Regions from separate parts of the Homo sapiens genome. Here region 1 is linked to region 2. Evidence: chromatin contacts called from ENCODE Hi-C or POLR2A ChIA-PET data. All regions are on one chromosome and are shown on one strand. Each heading gives the region's core, a stretch centred on a gene start or an enhancer-like site at or near the end of the contact. The rest is flanking DNA. Distances are from core to core; before and after follow the strand shown.

Evidence for each region. A loop is a pair of places that touch in the nucleus more often than their neighbours do. ChIA-PET counts read pairs that join two places held with the same protein, here RNA polymerase II (POLR2A). Pooled maps may share reads with other maps.
Region 1: a loop to region 2 is called in a pooled map, with 3 times the contacts of the local background. The contact joins the enhancer-like site here to the promoter of RAB3C in region 2. A Hi-C loop is called at or near these places in 3 of 50 pooled maps. POLR2A ChIA-PET finds 5 or more read pairs at or near these places in 4 of 52 experiments (HEK293T, SK-N-SH, activated T-cell and 1 more).

The regions. Positions count from the first base shown.
Region 1 is chr5:58,756,630-58,761,839 of GRCh38, forward strand. The region is part of intron 3 of RAB3C (RAB3C, member RAS oncogene family); the gene reads left to right. Among named protein-coding and RNA genes, the nearest start is that of RAB3C, 180 kb to the left of the region's middle. Within about 2 kb of position 3,307, at least 6 of the 41 ENCODE cell types and tissues checked have a DNase peak (open chromatin) inside an H3K27ac peak, as active enhancers do.
Region 2 is chr5:58,579,713-58,585,583 of GRCh38, forward strand. It overlaps RAB3C (RAB3C, member RAS oncogene family), which reads left to right and starts at 3,363. Exons shown (of 5, transcript NM_138453.4): 1 at 3,363-3,520. The coding sequence starts at 3,497. RefSeq lists a silencer at 3,170-3,369.

The sequences.
Region 1 (5,210 bases), core at 2,057-4,556, 180 kb after region 2:
GGGTACCATTATAAACTGTAAGTCACGCCTGATAATCTCATGTCTGAATACCCAAATATGTGATGTTTGGTTTTCTGTTCCTGTGTTAGCTTGCTGAGGATGATGGCTTCCAGCTTCTCCATGTTCCTGCAAAGGACATGATCTCATTCCTTTTTATGGCTGCACAGTATTCCATGGTGTATATTTGCAACATTTTCTTTATCCAGTTTATCATTGATGGGCATTTGGGTTGGCTCCATGTCTTTGCTATTGTAAATAGTCCTGCAATAAACATATGTGTGCATGTGTCTTTATAGTAGAGTGATTTGTAATCCTTTGGGTATATACCCAGTAATGGGATTGCTGGGTCAGATGGTATTTCTGATTCTAGATCCTTGAGGAATCACCACACTGTCTTCAGCAATGGTTGAACTAATTTACACTCCCACCAACAGTGTAAAAGTGTTCCTGTTTCTCCACCACCTCACCAGCATCTATTGTTTCTTGACTTTTTAATAATCGCCATTCTGACTGGCATGAAATGGTATCTCATTGTGGTTTTGATTTGCATTTCTCCAACTTCAATATATTTAACATTGATAGAATACTTTTTTCTTATCTACCTTTCATACATCAGTATTGTCATTTGATCCAGTAATGTTCTTTATAGCATTTTCCTCTGTGGTACAGGATCCAGTCTGTCATCAGGTATAGCATTTAAGTGCCATGTCTCTTTACCCACTTTCAATAGGGAATACTTCTACAACCTTTCTTTTTATTTTCTGACATTGACTTTTTTTTCTGACATTGACATTTTGGAAGAATGGATTACTGCCACACCCGCCCCCAACTTTTTTTTAATGAAACATTTCCCGTTTGGGGTTTTTTAGATAGCCTTTCGTGATCACTTTCAAGTTATGCATTCTTCTTTGGAATGTTGCATAGGAGATGTTGTGTCCTTCTCAGGCTATCACATCTGAAAGCACATCACGTCCATCTGTCCTTCATTGGTGATGTTAACTTTAATCAGCCATACAAGTGTTTTCTGATTTCCCTACTAGGTAATTATTGTATAATTTTTTTCCCCTGCAACTAATAAATAGTCTGAAAGAGACAGTTTAAAACATGCTAGTATCTAGTTTCTCATCAAGATTTCCCTCTAGATTTAGCATCCATTGATGAATCTTGCCTGATCTGATCTTTAATAAAACAGTTGCAATATTATGATGTTCCAGTGTCAGCACTCTCTTCACATCTGCCATCAGCTCTCAGAATTCTACTTCAAGCAAAAGCTCCCCTACTTATTTGTTTTTGTTGTTGTTGTTGTTTTGTTTTGTTTTGTTTTGTTTTTGAGACGGAGTCTCGCTCTGTCGCCCAGGCTGGAGTGCAGTGGTGCGATCTCAGCTCACTGCAAGCTCCACCTCCCGGGTTCACGCCATTCTCCTGCCTCAGCCTCCCAAGTAGCTGGGACTACAGGTGCCCACCACCACGCCCGGCTAATTTTTTGTATTTTTTTTAGTAGAGATGGGGTTTCACTGTGTTAGTCAGGATGGTCTTGATCTCCTGACCTTGTGATCCGCCTGCCTCAGCCTCCCGAAGTGCTGGGATTACAGACGTGAGCCACGGTGCCCGGCCTTTATTTGTTTATTATTGATATAGACCTATAAATTTTTTCCAATAGTTTATAATTGGAAATAAAATTTTAATTAAATGGTTTATTTACTCATTTATTTAGTGAATATTTATTGAATACTTACAATATGCCACATACTCTATTCTGGTGATACAACTGTGGGCAAAACAGATGTAACCTGTTTTTCCTCATATATATAGACATATTGTTTATGTGTTATGTACAGAGATTTGAGGACTAGAGTCTAAAAGAATATTTTTTAATACGCATGTTAAACCCTTAATTCATTTCTTCAATAGATCTGTCAAACACTGGTGTGTTGAGAACCGTTCTGGAAACTGAGAGCACAAACAGGGTCCCTATCCTTAGGGAATTTGCAATCAAATGGGGAAGATAATAAAGAAATAAATACACTATCAGAAGAATTGCAGGTTTTGAAAGGTGTTTTAAAAGGAAAAAAGTAAACATAAACACCAGAGCTAAGATAAAGGATGACGACCAAAGTAACATAGAGGCCAGTGATTACTAAAGTAAAATGAAATCTGGAAGGATCACTTCATCGTGATCTCTCATGAATGTTTGAGTGGTGCTTCACTGGGTAAATGTTCCTTGGACTTTTTTTTTTTTGGATACTTTTCCATGGTCCTTGACCAGTTGGTTTCCAGCAGCCTCATAACTAGGCACATGTCTGCTGTTGCCACCTGCATGGATCCAGCCTTTAGATTTGACATTTCCAAACCAGTGACCACCTATCAGTAACTTCTGCACCAGGATACAAATGATAACATAGCCAAATCAAACCGCTTTATACTAAATATTACCTCCCTCCAACATTCAACAAATATTTCATAAAAATGCACTGTGTCCCAGGACACTGGAATACCTGTCATTGGAATGTACATTTCAGTGAAGGATACAAACAAGTAATTAGGCAAGATACTGTAGTCAGTGTAATCACAGTGGTTAGTACAGGGTCCTGAGGGAGATTATAGAAGGAGTTTCTAACCCAGATGTGGTGGGGTTGGGGCAAGTGGACAGAAAGCCTTTCTGGAGTTGCAGCTGATACTTAAAGAGAAATGTAAGTTAGCCAGAGACCCCAAGCTGTTCCCTGCATCCAGGTGCATGCAATAGGTGCAACGTCACAAGGAAGTTAGGCACATATACCTGGATCCCCTAGTTCACCACTGTCTGCCTCCCCAGTGTCTGGCACATAATTTACACTCAGTGAATATTTTGGAACAAGTGAGTAGGTACATGCCAAAGAGACATTTTGTCCTCGGAAGAGAAGATAACCATGATAAAATTTAATATCAAATTCTTTATAACATGTAATGTATGAGATTATTTCTGTCCTATCAAGTTTGCATTCATACTGTAGCTTTAATTACATATTAGAAAGGAGGATGGAGTGGTTTTCGAATCTGCTAGTATTAAAACATTTTTGCTGATGCCTTTAACTAGATGAGTTGTAAAGCACATTATTTATACCTGGAAGAACTGGCTTCTCTTACCCATTTAATTTTTCCAATTAACTGAAAGCCAGGTTGACTTGGCTTTGGTTCACTCTGTGGTCAAAATTTAGCATCATGGGTATTGATTAATTAGTGATGAGTCATTTGGCCTATAAGAGCATAAACTACCTGATGGCAAATTTACAGGACGAAAATTAGGCCACAGAGTAAGTGTTGTTCTTCGTTACTAAAAATGAAACTAAAAATGTCACTGCCGAAGTGGAACTAACAGGAGCAACAGAGAGAATCAAGCCAAGTGTTCTTTCCTTCCTCTCCTGTCTCCCTGACCTAGATAAGAAACCTTACCCAATCCTAACTCCTAGTTCCGTCCACCCTTATTTGAGACCCTCCCACTAAGGGACCATTGCCATTCACTAGATCATGATGGGTATGACCCAGTGAATGGCAACATAATGCATAGGATAAATGTGCAATGGATTTTTTTTTTGTCCATCAGATTTGGGTGTTTGTTTGTATGAAAAATTTAGCCTCTTACTTGTTGTCTACCATGACCATATAGAAAAGTCATGAAAGTTTTGGAATATGAGCTCCCGGATGGAATGTGAGAATATGAGTTCTGAAGTTAGATGCCTGCATTCATTTCCCAACACCACTACTTAATGATTTGGATGCATCAGATTCTTCACTGTAAAATGGGAAGTTTAAAAGTGCCTACACCATAGGATTGTTGTGAGAATTAAGCAAGCCCATCTATGTAAAGGACTTAGCATGGCGGCTCACTGTAAGCCTCATTTAGGCATCATGATGCTCAAAAAAGGGATCACCAAAACACTTAACTGAATATCACCCCAAAATCAAGTGCCAATTCATGTAAGCAGTTGGTATTAAACAACTAGTCTGTTCTTTCTTCTTGTCTGATGTTTAGGACCTAGAATATCTTATATGATCAGCTAATGTACTCTGATAAAAATGAAAAATACTGATTATTGAGAAAGTGTTTTTGAGAGCCCATGATGGTCAGATCTCTGTGCTAAATGCTATGGTGCACTTGAAAACAACTTCATTTCTGCCTCCAAGGAACTTACAGTCTAGTTAATGGAGACATGTCAGGAACACGTGTGTCTAAAAACATCAGTCATCAGTACAGGAGGTCAAATGATTAGCACTGTAGGCAGTGGAGTCTATTTGCTGATGGCAAGACTTCCAGTTAAATAGATAACGAGCATCACTTAAACATTTTAATTTCCCAAAGGAAGACAATATTTGTGCATTTTAAATGCAGTTTATAGAACATGAGTTATATATGATCACATTCCTTCTCTCTCTCTCTCTCTCCCTCTCTCTCTCTCTCACACACACACACACACACACACACAGCACAAACCATTTAGAAGACCATATACCACATTGTTTACTGTGGATATCTCTGACAAAAGCATTGGAACTGCAAATGGAAGGCTACTTTTCACATTTTATTCTTCAGTCTTTTGTATTGATTGAATTTTTTTACAATTAAATCAGAAAAAACAATGGAATTATTTATTTTAGTAAAATATATTGAAGATAATTCCCTGAGAAAGCTAAATTCATCTTCTATTAATGACTTTTTACCTGATAGTTATATAATGTGTTCTTTCTTTACAAATAAAAATTATACAATTAATAAAAGTAAGCATTTGCTATCCCACAAATATTTTTTAAATTTAATTTGGGGGTAACAAACATTTTAAATACATTATGTTACTGGTTCTGAAAAATCTAGGTCAACTTCTAGGATCTTGTTTGATGTAAGAATTTGAACTGTTTCCAAGGTAACCAATCATATCTCTAGAAAGCTTAGCTAAGCTTGTATCTCTTCATTTTGAATGCTCAGCTCTTTTTATGTCCTCCTGGAAACCCTGAACTTTGACATACACACACATACCCACACACATGTACACACTCACTCCAGACTTTGCTTGCCTTCCATCAGGGACACAAGGTACAACAAAACCAAATAAATGCTCATTGATTTTTAAGTTGTTTAATGCAGCTGTTTCATTATCTTTTCTGTCTTTATATACTGTAAGTGATGACAGTCAAATGTTGTGTGACTATTCATAAAAGAAAGCATATTAATTTTGTAT
Region 2 (5,871 bases), core at 2,113-4,612:
TTGCAATATACTCTCAAAATAGTTGTCTTTTTCCAATATTTGTAACAGCACTGGATGACTCTTGGGCTTTAGGCAGGTTATTTCACTTTTCTGGGATCTAATTTTGTACTCAGAAAATGGAAGAATTGAGCTACATTATCTGTAAGATCCCTTCTTAGTGTACTAGTCTTTTTAAAATGCTATGGAAGGGCCACGTGAGGTGGCTCATGCCTGTAATCCTGGCACTTTGGGAGGCTGAGGAGGGAGGATCACTTGTGGCCAGGAGTTTGAGACCAGCGTGGCCAAAGTAGTGAAAACCCGTTTGTAACAGAATTTGTGACTTTCAACTGGGCACATGTCCAATCAGAATAAAGATGACATTTTTCAGCCTCCTTTGTAAAAGGTATGGTCATAAGATTAAGTTCTAGGAACTGGAATATAAGAGCTGTGGTGTACATAAAGTGATGAAGAAATGCCCTTCACCTTTCGTCCTTCCTGCTAGCTGGAATGTGGATGTAAGAGTTGGAGCTCAAGCAGCCATTTAATGACCTTAGGAATGAAATTCATGGATGGTGGCCTGATTTCAAGCAAAGCTACAGTGCTCCTGCTCTGATTTTAGCTAGTCATCTTCAGTCCACTTTTCTTGGTTTATCTGACTCCTGACTAGATTTTTTTTCCTCTTTGCACACCTTAAATTCTCAACTAAGACACTATGAACAGGACAAAATTAAGTTCCCCCCAATGTTTTTTAAAAACTCCAGCTTTAGGACAAAATTAAGTTCCCCCCAATGTTTTTTAAAAACTCCAGCTTTAAACTAAACTTTCATGGGTTCTTCCACAAATAAAAGACATACTAAAAAATCCGAAGATATATATAATTTTAGTGAAATGTTGAGAAGGGATAAACTTCTCAAAGAACAGTAATTTTGCAAGATAAATATTTATAAGGTTTAAATATGTTCTATATCAGACTGAATTCTGAGAATTTCAGAAAGTGATGATAGTACAATATACATAAGAAGTTGTTCTGAAGAAAGGCAGGCTCTAAGTAGCTAAGCAAATATTATTAAATGCCAAACAATTCTATACATTTAAATGTCAGGATTATTTTGTTGGCATTTCTCTTGAAAACAATTTTTAAAGAGATGCATCTTTAGATACATCTTAATTTTAAAAATTGCAGAAGTCATACTTCTAATAAGTTGCTACTGTGATACGTATTGGTATTGGATTTTCTTTTAACTTTCCATTTTGTTATTAGCTAATTTACACGAAACTTCTCTAAGCATCACACTACTCTCAACTATGAGGTTTATGTTTTTAAATATATGCCTTTTCTATTTTTTTTTTTTTTCAGATGGGGGTGTCTCACTATGTTGCCTAGGCTGGCCTCGAATTTCTAGGTTCAAATGATCCTCCCAACTCAGCCTTTAGGGTAACTATAACTGCAGGCACGCTCCACCACACCTGGCTTAAATGTATTTTCTGAATAGTTATAAAAACTACTTACCTAGGTGATATCGCATTACATTCTCACTAATTGCAAGATTAGAAGACAGATTATAGAGTTGTTAAATAATACAATCAACTAAAATTAATGGAAATATTGAATATGGTAGGTTCCCAATATTAGACTGTTGCATTATTGAGTCCATACCGTGACATTTTTGAGGTTTGCACCTTTGAAAAAGTGTTACACATAGATTCTTTTAAGACAATGTTTCTCAAATTATGGCAAGGGAACCACTTGCATCAGAATTGCTGGAGTGTTTATTTAAAATGCTAATTTCCAGACCTCTCAAAAGATCTAGTGAATCAATCTCTACCTGTGGCTTAAAAATTTTAACTTTAACCTCCGTCTCAACAGATTTTCAAGTACGTTTAAGTTTCAGAACCTCTGTTCTACTGCTGCAATGAAGTTTAAAGCTGATTCAAGTTATTCCTTCCATACCTCCATGCCAATATCACAATCATTCCTTTTTCACTCTGCCTCCGTTATAATTTTGACTTCATGACAAGGCAGGGCTGATTTGCTGGATGATCAACGTTTACTTTTAAGTAGAGAGGGCTGTCTCTAGATAGTTACAGAGGACATGGATAGTCATACCTATCAGTCAACTGACAGGAAAAGGATAAGTCTAACAAAAGTACAGTTCCTAGATTTCAAAACCATTTTTTTGAACTAATCTGGGAGGAGTATAGTTGTAATATAAGGAATGACTTTGTGTTAAAGAAAGGACAGGATAACTTAATAGAGGTCTCCCATCTCATTCTGTCACGGTGCTTTTGGGTTCCGGTGATGAATGTGTTCATTTTATGTGGCTTGCTCTGGGTAAATAACCCAGTGCCCTATCAGCTCTGCAGCCCGCGGCCAGCGGCAGTGTGTGCGCGCTAATGACGGCGGAAGGTGCCTGGGGGAGGGCCTGGGGAGGGGCTGGCCAGCGCTATCGCGCCCCTGGCACTTCCTAAGAGACTGAGCCCTTTCTCTGCAGCTGCAGCTTGGATTCCACGCTTTCCCTCCAGAGGAAAGAAGCCCTCCATCTAAATCAGCTGTCTTCTCCACATCCCTCCTTTTTCTCTCCGCCAGACGCCACCCCTACCCCTTCTATTGTGTTGTGCCTTTTCATTTTAGCCCCGCTTCCTACGTAGAGCCCTAACCTCCTTTGTAGCGAGGGCACTTGAGAATTTCTGAACCTCGAGTTGTAATGGAGCTGTATGGAAAGGTAAGCAGGCGAAAGGAGTTCCTTGGGGTGCTTAGCCAGAAATCTCGCTTTCACGCACTTCGGTGTGCGGGTTGTGTGTGTGACTATGTACGCGCGCGCGACTTCTCAGTGCAATTATGCGGATAAACCACTTTCCTTATGTGTGTACCGTTAATCGTCTTTCTCCCCTACGTTTGGTGAATGAGATTGTAAAACTGCCCCACTCTGCCTAAGGAAACGTAGAAACTTTCCCGATTCGGATGGGGAGGGGTAGGGCGGAGAGTCCCAGAGACCAGCTCTGGCTTCGTTTGCATTGGAAATTAGCACAAGGTAGTGTTGTTTCCTAATCAGAAAATCACCATCTACTTCCGAAGGCGATAGTTAGCAAAGAAAAATCTCCAGCTGAGATAAGCTGGGGTCACATTCGCCTGCCCCTGGCGAGGAAAAGAGCAGGGGAGACTGGGAGAGGTAACCCAGGAGCGTTTGGAAAGGAGTAGGGAGGCTCCGCGGCCGAGCCCGACTGGCGGATCGAGCCTGTTTAATGGTTTGCTTGCTTGCCGGGAGTTGTAGTTCACCGCTCGCCCGTTTGCCGGGAACACCCGGAGGGCGAGACTACAGCTCCCAGGAGTGCACGGGGCTCCTCGGCAGTACGCGTGTGCGGCGCCAGGAGAGGACAGCTCCAGTGCTGATGTTGGAGCCGGTTAGCGAACCCCAAGAGTGCAGAGTGTGGAGCGTGGAGCGCCGGGACTGTGCACGCTTGACCGGAAGCCCAGACCAGTGCGGTCCTAGCCAGAGAGAAAGGACATTTGCCAACAATGAGACACGAAGCGCCCATGCAGGTGGGTCCATAAAGAAAGAGTGGCCTCGGGAGGAATTGAAAGAGATGCTTTTCCCCTTGCTCCGCGCACAAGCAGTTCAACGTAAGGAAAGGTCTAGGCGGTCACCCGCGGAGATGCGGCTCTGTGACATGACCCTGGGAACAGAGTTGGGTTTCTTTACGCTCTGTGTGGCTGTGATTGGGGCTGTCTTGATGAGGGATCGGGCTATTCGCAATCTTTCTAGGCTCTGTAAAGAGGATAAGAGTGTCTGTCTAAAATGAAAACCCAAGCAAACAAAAGTCAGAGGAGCATGCAATCTCGTGTTGGCATTGATCTCCTCTCTTGGCATCCGGGGTTTGAGATCGCGGTGAAAACTCACGGATTTAAGGCAGATAGATCAGATTCGGGGTTGAAGGCTCCCCACTGGAGTCGGCATAGAGCGAATTCCGCTTGGTTAAAGGCGCATTAAATAAAGAGAAGCCAATGTTAGGCTCCTCAAAGTCCCCTTTCTTCAGTTAGGCTCCCAGTATCAGCAAAAAATAGCAAACACATCGGGGCTTGGCATATCCCTGAGCTATGCCAGCATCACTGTCCACACAACTGGTTTACTCTGTTTTGGAGACAGCCCCCTCTGAGCTTTCCTGTGTTATGTGCCCATTTGTTCTCCGATTCCCCATTTCAATCACATTCTTAGGTTTGTTTCCTTTGAGAAATGCAAAGGACTCTGGTGCAGAAGTACCACTGCCTAAGCATCTTGCTTAAGTTTTGTTTTTAAGTAAAGATGAGTGATAATTCTCGTCTCTATGTACTACCAGTTAACGTTAAACATCAGCTTGTGTTTATTAATCAAGCAGTGATCCTACTGTGTAACAGAAAGGCATTTTATGAGTGGGGTTGAGAGAAGAATAGAAAACATCATTTGGAATGTGCTGTCTCTCCTGAGAACCCACCTCTGCTGCCAAACCCAAGAGTATAAATATTTGACATTAATTCGGACTTCAGCGTTTTCCAACTGGTTTCTTCATGAATCAAGGACTTTAAACATATGCTTTGATTTACTTTTAATTTATTTTATGGGTTATGTATATTAAGAACCCCTTACTGGACTGTTAGATGAAAAATCTATAGAATTTAATTGTTTGTTGGGTGATTATATAAGGGAAGTCCTCAAATTACCTATGAGTTATTGAAAATTTGATTTGTTCCAGGGAACAGTGGCCCCTTTGTGTGTCTTCTAATACCTCTATTTGTGACTTAGCTTTTCATTATAGACCTGATGTGAAAAGAATCTGAACAGACAATAAAGGTACAGGCTGTTGCAATCAAGATATATTGGTTTATGATAATTTTCTATTACTGGAGATACTACCAGGAGCCAACTGGCTAAATTAATCATATTTAATTATAAGTAAACACTAATTGTAGACTTTAAAAGTAGATCATTATACTTCACTATGTATATGTATATTAAAACATGTACATCTTAAATTTACACAATAAAAAAGATTTCCAAGAATTTTTGAAAAATAAAGTAGATTGTTAATATTTAAAGTAAACTATGTATGCACTGATATTTTTTCAATCAAAATAAATTACGAAAAATTTAACCACACTGTATATCAATTTTGCTTTCTTACAGAGTTGCTTAGAATGTTCAGAAAGGTCATTAAAATATTACAGAACTGTATTAATGTTTCAGGAAACAGTTAAAATTATTTTTTGTGTTCACCAACTATGTAGTAGGCACTGTGATTTTCTATTTTAGTCAAAACTTTAATGAAGAACTAAAATAAAAATAAGGTAAAATGAAATTAATTTGCTTGTGGATGGAGTTATTGTCATATTTATAATGTATTTTTAGTCGTTGGACTAAGTTTTTGAAATTTAAAATTTCCAAATGCTGTCATGAGTAATGTACATTTTAGGAAATCAAAGACTTTTTTAGCATATTTAATTAAAGCACATACATTAATTCAATTTAACTAATAAATTGTTGTTATGGTGACCCCATCTCCATTATTATCAATTTTCAAAAATATGTAATAATAGATAGGATAAAAACTATAAGCTTACTCTGAATATTTTAAAGTAACAAGTAATGTTTCAGCACCGATATTTCTGAATTGTAATCACATTTCACGTGACTTTGATATATGACAATGCAACAAGATAAATAATTGACTTTTTTTTTCATTTAAAGACTGAACCACATCATCATTTTAAATATATGCCCCAAATATTTTTTTACTTAGGTCTGTAGAAGATGACTCACAAGCAAAACCTCATTTTATGGTTCCATAAAATAAGAGATTTCTTCTCTGCTTTTAAAAAATATTTAGTTCATTTGTTGATGTGAAAGAAAATGAGCTTTT